Regions from separate parts of the Homo sapiens genome. Here region 2 is linked to region 1. The links are chromatin contacts, found by Hi-C or POLR2A ChIA-PET in ENCODE. All regions are on one chromosome and are shown on one strand. The core of a region is the stretch at or near the end of the contact, and the rest is flanking DNA. Distances in the headings are between cores, read along the strand shown.

The links. A loop is a pair of places that touch in the nucleus more often than their neighbours do. ChIA-PET counts read pairs that join two places held with the same protein, here RNA polymerase II (POLR2A). Pooled maps may share reads with other maps.
Region 2: a pooled map shows a loop between it and region 1 (5-fold over the local background). The contact joins two enhancer-like sites. A Hi-C loop is called at or near these places in 5 of 50 pooled maps. POLR2A ChIA-PET finds 5 or more read pairs at or near these places in 2 of 52 experiments (IMR-90 and activated B cell).

What each region holds. Positions count from the first base shown.
Region 1 is chr22:37,120,230-37,124,201 of GRCh38, reverse strand. No RefSeq gene overlaps it. Among named protein-coding and RNA genes, the nearest start is that of TMPRSS6, 13 kb to the right of the region's middle. Within about 2 kb of position 1,866, at least 6 of the 41 ENCODE cell types and tissues checked have a DNase peak (open chromatin) inside an H3K27ac peak, as active enhancers do.
Region 2 is chr22:37,565,697-37,569,668 of GRCh38, reverse strand. It overlaps CDC42EP1 (CDC42 effector protein 1), which reads right to left. Exons shown (of 3, transcript NM_152243.3): 2 at 2,857-3,597; 3 at 264-1,561. The coding sequence starts at 3,319. The coding sequence ends at 849. Among named protein-coding and RNA genes, the nearest start is that of CDC42EP1, 7.2 kb to the right of the region's middle. RefSeq lists a cis regulatory region at 106-119 and enhancers at 41-185, 1-227, 1,194-1,845. Within about 2 kb of position 2,333, at least 29 of the 41 ENCODE cell types and tissues checked have a DNase peak (open chromatin) inside an H3K27ac peak, as active enhancers do.

The DNA.
Region 1 (3,972 bases), core at 617-3,116:
TGATCCATTAGTGTGATTGTGGGAGAAAAAGCAAAGCCCTTTGATAGTTTGGCAGGTAGATGGGGCTGAACGGTGGCCAGGAGAGAAGGCTGAGGGCGATGCTGGTTGGTCAGGCCGAGGTGGTCTTACCTCCTCCTCCTCCGTAACTGCTGAGCCCCTCCTACTGCCTCCACCCTCCAAGCTGGTCCAGTGTCCCTCTGGGCCAGCATTTCACTGGCTTCTCCCACCCCCACCCTGGTGACCTCCGTGCCACAGACCTGACGCCATCACCTCTCACTCGTATGCCTGCTCAGCCTCCTCCTCGGTCTGCCTGTCCCCACAGCCGCCTGCCCCTCTGATCCTTCCACCTCTGAGCCCTGCCAGGCTGATCTGGCTAAAGGTCGTATCTGGCCACACCACATCCTTGCTAAACCTCCAGTGACCCACTGTCATTTTCAGGATAATGGCTGAGGTCCTTAATGTGATCGTCCATGGCTTGGGGGACTTTGGGGAGGTCCCATCTGCTCTTATGCCTCAGTTGCCCCATCTGTGAATTGGGCAGGCAGATTGGATGATTTCTAAGTGCTCTCCTAGCCCTGACATTCTGTGGTTCCAGGTGCCACATGGAATATGGCTTAAGGCCTGGGCTACATGTATTTTACATCAAGAGTTCACGCTGGGGTTGGGGGGTGGGGATGAGAGTAGGGATTGCAACTGACTCATTTGCTTGGCACCTGCTGATCCCTGGGTTTGAAGTAGCCCTGCCCTGCCACCCAAGCTATCTACCCTCAGGTTCCTATGCATCCCTCAGAACCCCACTCAAGCATCTCTGCTTCTGGCAGGCCCTCTGATTTGCCCCCAAGTAGAGTAGATTACTTCCTCCTACTGTCCCCCTCCTGAGCTACCTCTGTTATAACCAACTGTTGTGCCGTGGGTCAGAGCCTGGGCTAGATTCTGGGGATCTAAGGGTGATACTAATAGCTTTGGAAGAACATCAGGTAGAGCCCCGTTAGCTCAAGACTTTAGTCAGAAAAGCCAGGCACAAGAAGACTCTGAAAGGACCTTCTAATTGGGGAAGGAGGGTGGAATGTTGGGTGGAGCTTTAGCAAGGGGGCTCAACTGGAACTCAGCTAGTTTTGGTTATAGTTGATTGAGGATGGTGCTTGGAAGAGAGAGGAATTGTTCTTGCAGATTAGCAGCCACTATTTGACAATTTGGGCTTTATCAACAGGCAGTGGGGGAGGGACAGCTTTGGGGTCAAGGATCTGTGAGAGCCACTGTGGAATGTTCTCGGTCCTTCAAAGTCTTCGAGAACTGCATGTATTGAGCACTTAGATGCGTCAGACTCTGTTATAAGCACATTGATCCTTCCACTCTCTGGAAGCATCCTTAACTCACTGGATCCTTAAGCAAATGCCATGAGGGAGGTACTATTCTTAGCCCATTTTATAGCTGAGCCTATGGCTCAGAGTGGCCAAGTGACTTACCCATGATCACACAGCTAGAATGTAGTGGAGCAAGTTGAACCCAGGCAATATTTAGCACCCACATGGCACAGCTTCTTACAGCTTCTAAAGGGTGTGCACCCCTGGTATCCCACACAAACACACAGTGACCTACCAAGATAGGAATGACAGAGGTTCTAAGTCTTGTTCCTCAGTAGAGGCCCAGAGGCCCTGAGGGGATGGCGGTGCCGTGTCCCGGGCCACACAGTGCGTTTGGTAGTGGGGGAGGGAGTGTTGATTAAATTTGAGCTCACCACCAGCACCTGTGACAGGCCTGGGACATCCCCTAGGCTGACTTGCTTAGAGACATTTTCCACCACCAGGGCTATGACACACTCGAGGCTCCCATCACAGAGCCTGGCAGAAAGTGAGGCAGGAAGCGCTGAGTGGTGAGAGACGCAGGTCGGGTAGTGGAGGGGGGAGTGCCCAGTCTACGATTCCAGGAAGCCAGGATGCAGACGGAGGGAGGAGCAGAGCTGGCAGACAATGTCTCATCTCCCATTCCTCTATTTACCTGGCCTCATGCTGGGCACTGGCCACAGAGAGGAGGCCGGCTACTGCTCTGTCCACAAAGAGTCTCCAACCTTGTCTGGGAGGGAGTGACTCTGGAGGACACATACAAGTAGACCAGCTGATCACAGCCCTCCTTCGGTGTGGAAGAAAATCAACCCGGTCCTGTGAGCACAAGCCTTGATCAGGAAATGGTGCCAGTGAACACTCTGGTGGAGTCTTCTAACCTGGGGAGGAATTGTGGAATGCCGTGCGGGGCTTTAGCAAGAGAGGCTGAGCCAGAGTTCAGGTAGTTTTGGATAGCTGCTTGAGGATGGTTCTTAGAAGAGGAAGGAATTGTTCATTCATTCATTTATTCATTCAACAGACATTTAGGAGGGCCTAGTACCTGCAAGTCACGGTGTTGGGGATCCAGCAGCGAGCAAAGCCCCCTTCATTCTACACTTTCAGCCTTTGTGGACACCTTGGGGCAGTGTGGCATAGTGGTTATAGCCTTAACTCTGGAGCCCCGCAGCCGGGTTAAGTACTGGCCCCCTCACTCTGGAGCCCCGCAGCCGGGTTAAGTACTGGCCCCCTCACTCTGGAGCCCCGCAGCCTGGGTTAAGTACTGGCCCTGCTGCCTATCAGCTGTGACTTTGGACAAATACCTAAGCTTCTCCGTGCCTCAGTTTTCTCATCTGTAAAAGGGGACAATACCAGGACTGTTGTGAGGATGAAAGAAATAATTGAATGTGGCAGGGTGCTGTGGCTTGCACCTGTAATCCAGCACTTAGGGAGGTCCAGGTGGGAGGATCCCTTGAGCCCAGGAGTCCAAGACCAGCCTGGCTAACATGGTGAGACCCTGTGTCTACAAAAAATATATACAGAAAATTAGCCGGGCATGGTGGTACATACGTGTAGTCCTAGCTACTAGGGAGGCCGAGGTGGGAAGATCCCTTGAGCATAGGAGATTGAGGCTGCAGTGAGCATTGATCGTGCCACTGCACTCCAGCCTGGGCAACAGAGTGAGGCCCTGTTACAAAAAAAGAAGTAAGTTAATGTAAAGTACTTAGGAGAGAAGAGCTAGCCGTGGGAGAGACAGACAGAGACAGGGCTGTGACCAGGGCAGCCAGGGGCCAGAGATGTGGAAGCTGCTGACTTGCTGGCTGGCCTTTTGGATACTCTGTTGCTGTGTTGGTGATGGCTGTTTGGGGCAGGGGATGAGCTGGACACCTGCAGGCTTGGTGTCTCCTGCCACCTCCCTGCCCTTTCCAACCTCCTAATCCTGACAGCTCATCTCCCTCAAGCACCTGGGTAGGTCTTGGGGGATGATGGTTTGAGATAAGGCCCAAATCTATGATGACAAGATTCTAGGAGGTGTGACAAATGCTGAAGGAAACCTATGAGGTCTTCTTCCTACCTCTCAAATCCAGCCGTGCTGGCTGCCACCCGCCTAGCTCAGGGCCGAGGACATTTTGTCCCTCCCAATTCTGTACCACTTGGCCCCTTTGAGCCTCAGTCTCTTCATCTAAAATGGGGTGAAGAAGTGAAATTTCAAAGGCCGGGTGCGGTAGCTCACTCCTGTAATCCCAGCACTTTGGGAGGCCAAGGTGGGTGGATCACCTGAGGTCAGGAGTTTGAGACCGGCCTGACCAACATGGTGAAACCCCATCTCTACTAAAAATACAAAAAAATTAGCTGGGCATGGTGGCCTGCGCCTGTAGCCCCATCTACTCAGGAAGCTGAGACAGGAGAATCACTTGAACCCAGGAGGCGGAGGCTGCAGTGAGCTGAGATCGCGCCACTGCACTCCAGCCTGGACAACAGAGTGAGACTCTGTCTCAAAAAAAAAAAAAGAAAAAAAAAAAAGATAGCCCACCCTGTGCCCAGTAACTACTGCTCATTCATTCTAATCTATTTATTGAGCTTCTACTATGTGCACTGGACTGTTCAAATTGGACATTTCGGTTTGAGAGAGCTCGGGTTGCTTGGAACGGGC
Region 2 (3,972 bases), core at 1,084-3,583, 440 kb before region 1:
ATTATGGGGCAGACACGAGTCCCAGGCACCTGGGCCAGGGGCTGTTCCCGGAACTGCAGATAAGGGCTCCCACCTGGGCCTCTTATCTCAGGGGCGTTCCAGCCTGGTTACTCATTACCCTCCCCTTGGCGCGTCCACTTCCCTTCCCTGCTGGGGGCCTTGATGGGGGATCCTTGGCTTTCTAAACTCCCTGGAGGGGAGGGGACTGAAGCAGACAGAGCTGATGCTGTTGTCCCAGGTCCCCAAGCATCTTGCAGGACACCTTTTATCAAAACAGCCTTATTTAATCAGGCCCCAGAGGCAAGTCTGGGGTATACAGGCAGGTGGGATTCCTCCCCGGGAGGTCATACCTGACCTTTCTGGGGTAAGAGGGAGGCTGGGGCGGGGATGTTGGGGAAGCGGCCTGGGAGACGGCTGTCAGGGTTGCAGCAGGGACGCTCTGGGATGAGCTGGGGGCAGGCGGTCCCTTTGGGAGGTGAGACAATGGCCCTGTGTGGTACACTCCCTGCCCCCCACCCCCCACGGGCCGCTTGGTCTGGCACAAAGGACACACTGTGAGGCTGGGTCCTCCAGCTGGTGGGGGTGGCATGGAGTGGGGCCTAAGGAACAGCTATTAGGTCCAGAGTGGCAGTCGGGGGAGGTGGTCAGTTTGGCAGGGCCTCTGGGAGCATAAAAGTCCCAGAGCAAGCCTGGCCTTCCCTGTCCTCCCTCCCATGTCTGTCCTGCAGAGGTGGGGAGGGGTTTAGGGGCAACATGACTTCTCCCCTCTCCGGTCTGGTAGGAACCAGCTGTTAGGTGAGGGGCCGGCTCTGCACCTAGGTGGGGCCCTGGGACCGTGCCCCAGCCCCTCACACCTTGACCTCATCATCCTCCTCAGCATCCGCAAATTCAAAGGTGTTTGCTTGCACTGTGCTGGGCACTGGGGTCCTGCTGCCTGCCTGGGGCGCCCTCCACTCTTCGTCCAGGCTCTCCCAGGAGGCCCGGGCTTGGGGCAGCACCTCCACCCGCTCCTGCCGCGCATCCATCTCTGGGTAGTGGTGGCCGCCATCCCAGCCTGCTCCCCAGTGCCTGCCGAGGGCAGGGCCAGCAGGTCCTCGGGGACCCCCTCCCACTGGGCTGGACTTCACCTCAGCCACTGGGCCCAACCCAGCTGTTACCCCATTGGGACAGTGTCCATGGGGTGTGGAGCTTGCGGCAGGGGCTGGGGGATTTGCAGCAGGACCCGTGGGGGTTGCGGCAGGTGCTGAGGGGTTTGCAGCAGGCGCTGGGGGGTTTGCAGTAGTGGCTGGGGGGTTTGCAGCAGGACCCGTGGGGTTTGCAGTAGGGGCTGGGGGGTTTGCAGCGGGGGCTGGAGTCTCAGCTGCAGGGGCTTCTGGGAGGCTCATGACCCCTAGCAGCTCGCTGAGGAGTGAGGGCCCAAGGTCGAGGTCCAGGCGGAAGGACAAGAGAGAGTCAGAGCGGCGAAGCCCGGGCTCAGAGGGGAAGGAACCATCCCGGTCTCGGTCATGCGGCTTTTCCGAGCGGGGCAGGCGGGAGATGGTGCAGAACCCAGAGTCCAGGCCTAGAAGAGAAATGGGCAGTGGGCTCAGAGCTGGGGTCCCTCACCAGGAATTCAGGAGGGGAGACAGGACCAGTCCTGGCTTGCTGTGTGGCCTCTGGCTAGTCCCTCCCCTCTCTGGCCTCGGTTTCTCCCATCTTTCCAATAGAATACACTCCATGGTCACCTGTGTGATCTTCCTGTCTACCCCGAAAGCTGAAAATCATCATTATCCTCATTTCCATTATGCAGATGGGGAAAGTGAGGCTCAGTTTGGGATGGGGCGAAGGAGCTAGCCCAAGGCCATAGAAGTCTGACGAGGTGGAATCAAGTCTGGAGCTCAAATCTCCTCTCAGTCCCAACTGTGACCTCAGCCATGGCCACCGGCTCCCTGCCATGACGCTGGCCGATGGCTGCAGGTGAACCCATAGCACGTGAGCTGGTTTGTGGACACAGGATGGGACCAGCAATCAGGGTCTGACTGTATAGAAATGAAGGACAGACATGTCCAGCCCCTGCTTCCAGGACTACAGACCTGAGACAGAATCGGGTTTCTGTGGACCAGTCCTCAGTGCGGTTCTGAGCAGCCGCCTGGGGCAGGGGTGTTAGAGCCACTCCCGCAAGGCAGGGAGTGGCCACCAGGTGGCAGCAGGGGCCCATGGTTCTCAGGTGAGCTCTGACCGAACGGCCAAGGTGGCACTTCTGGCTGGGCAGGAAGGCCTGTGGCTTGCGGTTCCTGTGAGTGGTTTCCCAAATTTGTCGAGTTACAGGAAACCAAGTTCAGATAACAACAGCTCCAGTGTCCTGAGCACCTACTAAGTATCAGCCCCCCTGCGCCTCTCCTGGCACTGAATCTTAGCAATGACCCCGAGAGACTCATTATCCAGGCGAGGACTTGAACTTATAGAGGTCAACTGACTTCCTGAAATTCAGGCAGAACTGGATTGGAATCTAGAGCCCAGGCCCTTCACCTCTCCATGATATCATTCCGACATGAGGGGAAGGCTTTGGTTGAAGGGGGCAAGAATGGGTGGGTGACTGGTTCAGCTAAGGCCCAGAGAGGGGGATGTGCTTGCCCAGGTCACACAGCAAGTGAGGGGCAGCTAGAATTCAAACTCCACCTCCTCACTCTCAACCTCAGGTGTTTTGGGGAGTCAGCTTGTTCCCACCACTGCACCCCCTCCCCATCCATGATGTGGGGTCTGGGCCTGACCTCTGTGGTCACTTGGAGCTCACTTGGAGCTTGGAGGAGCCACTGAACCCCTCTGGGCCTCAGCCTCAGCCTCTGAAAAGTGGGCCAAGATGGCCCAGGCCCTCACCGTAGCTGGAGTGGCCGTCCGTGGAGCTGGTGGGGCTGCTGTCGAAGCTGAGCTTGCCAACCACGAGGCTGTCGTAGGCGGCCTGGTTGAGCTGGGGCAGGGAGATGGCGTTCTTGATGATGGGGGAGATGGCCGGTGGAGCCGGGGAGGGTGCAGGGGGAGATGCCATCCTCCGGGGGGGCGCCCCCACCCTCCGCACCAGCTGCAGCTTCTTGGCCAGGAAGCTGCGGGGTGAGCGATGGGTGCTCCCGGAGCTGCCACCGTGGTTGCTGAGGAAGGACGTGTCCCCGAAGACATCCCCGCCACGGCCCACATGCATGGTGTGGCGGAAGTCCCCGAGTGGGTGGCTGATCATGTCTGCAGTCAGCCGCCTCTTTCCCTGTGAACTGGACACCCAGCCCACAGGCGAGAGCTTGCCCAGGCTCATGGTGGCGGCGCCTCTGCCCCCCTGGGGGCCGGGCATCAGCTCTGGCTGCTCACAGCTGCTAGTCCATGCCTACCAGGGGCCGGGGGAGGGAGGTGGGCTGGGCTTGGGATGGCTGCTCAGCTCCTTTGCCCTGGCGGAAGCTGTAAATGGCACTCTCCTAAGGTGAGGTCCCCAAATGCAGAGGCTGTGGGGGGTTCATGGCTCGTCTCTCCCAGGGGCCCGGCTCCCAGCCCCTCAGAAGCAGCTATAGATGTTCAAGCGCAGAGAAAGCACCCCCGAGGTGGTCGGCAACTCTCCTGCCCAGAGGTGGAGACCTGGAAGGAAGACAGAATGGGCGGTGACGGCAGGCCCGCGACAGAGGAGGAAATCCGGGGTCCAAACATTAGCAGCTGAAGAGGATAGATGATCACACCCAACTACACGGATGGAGGCCTCCAACTGACGCGGGGCAGAAGCTAGGCACACGGGGACCCAAGTGAGTCTGTGTATAGAAAGTTCAAGAACACAGCCGGGTGCGGTGGCTCATGCTGGTAATCCCAGCACTTCGGGAGGTTGAGGTGGGTGGCTCACCTGAGGTCAGGAGTTCGAGACCAGCCTGGCCAACATAGAGAAACCCCGTCTCTACTAAAAATACAAAACTTAGCCGGACGTGGTGGTGCGCACCTGTAATCCCAGCTACCCAGGAAGCT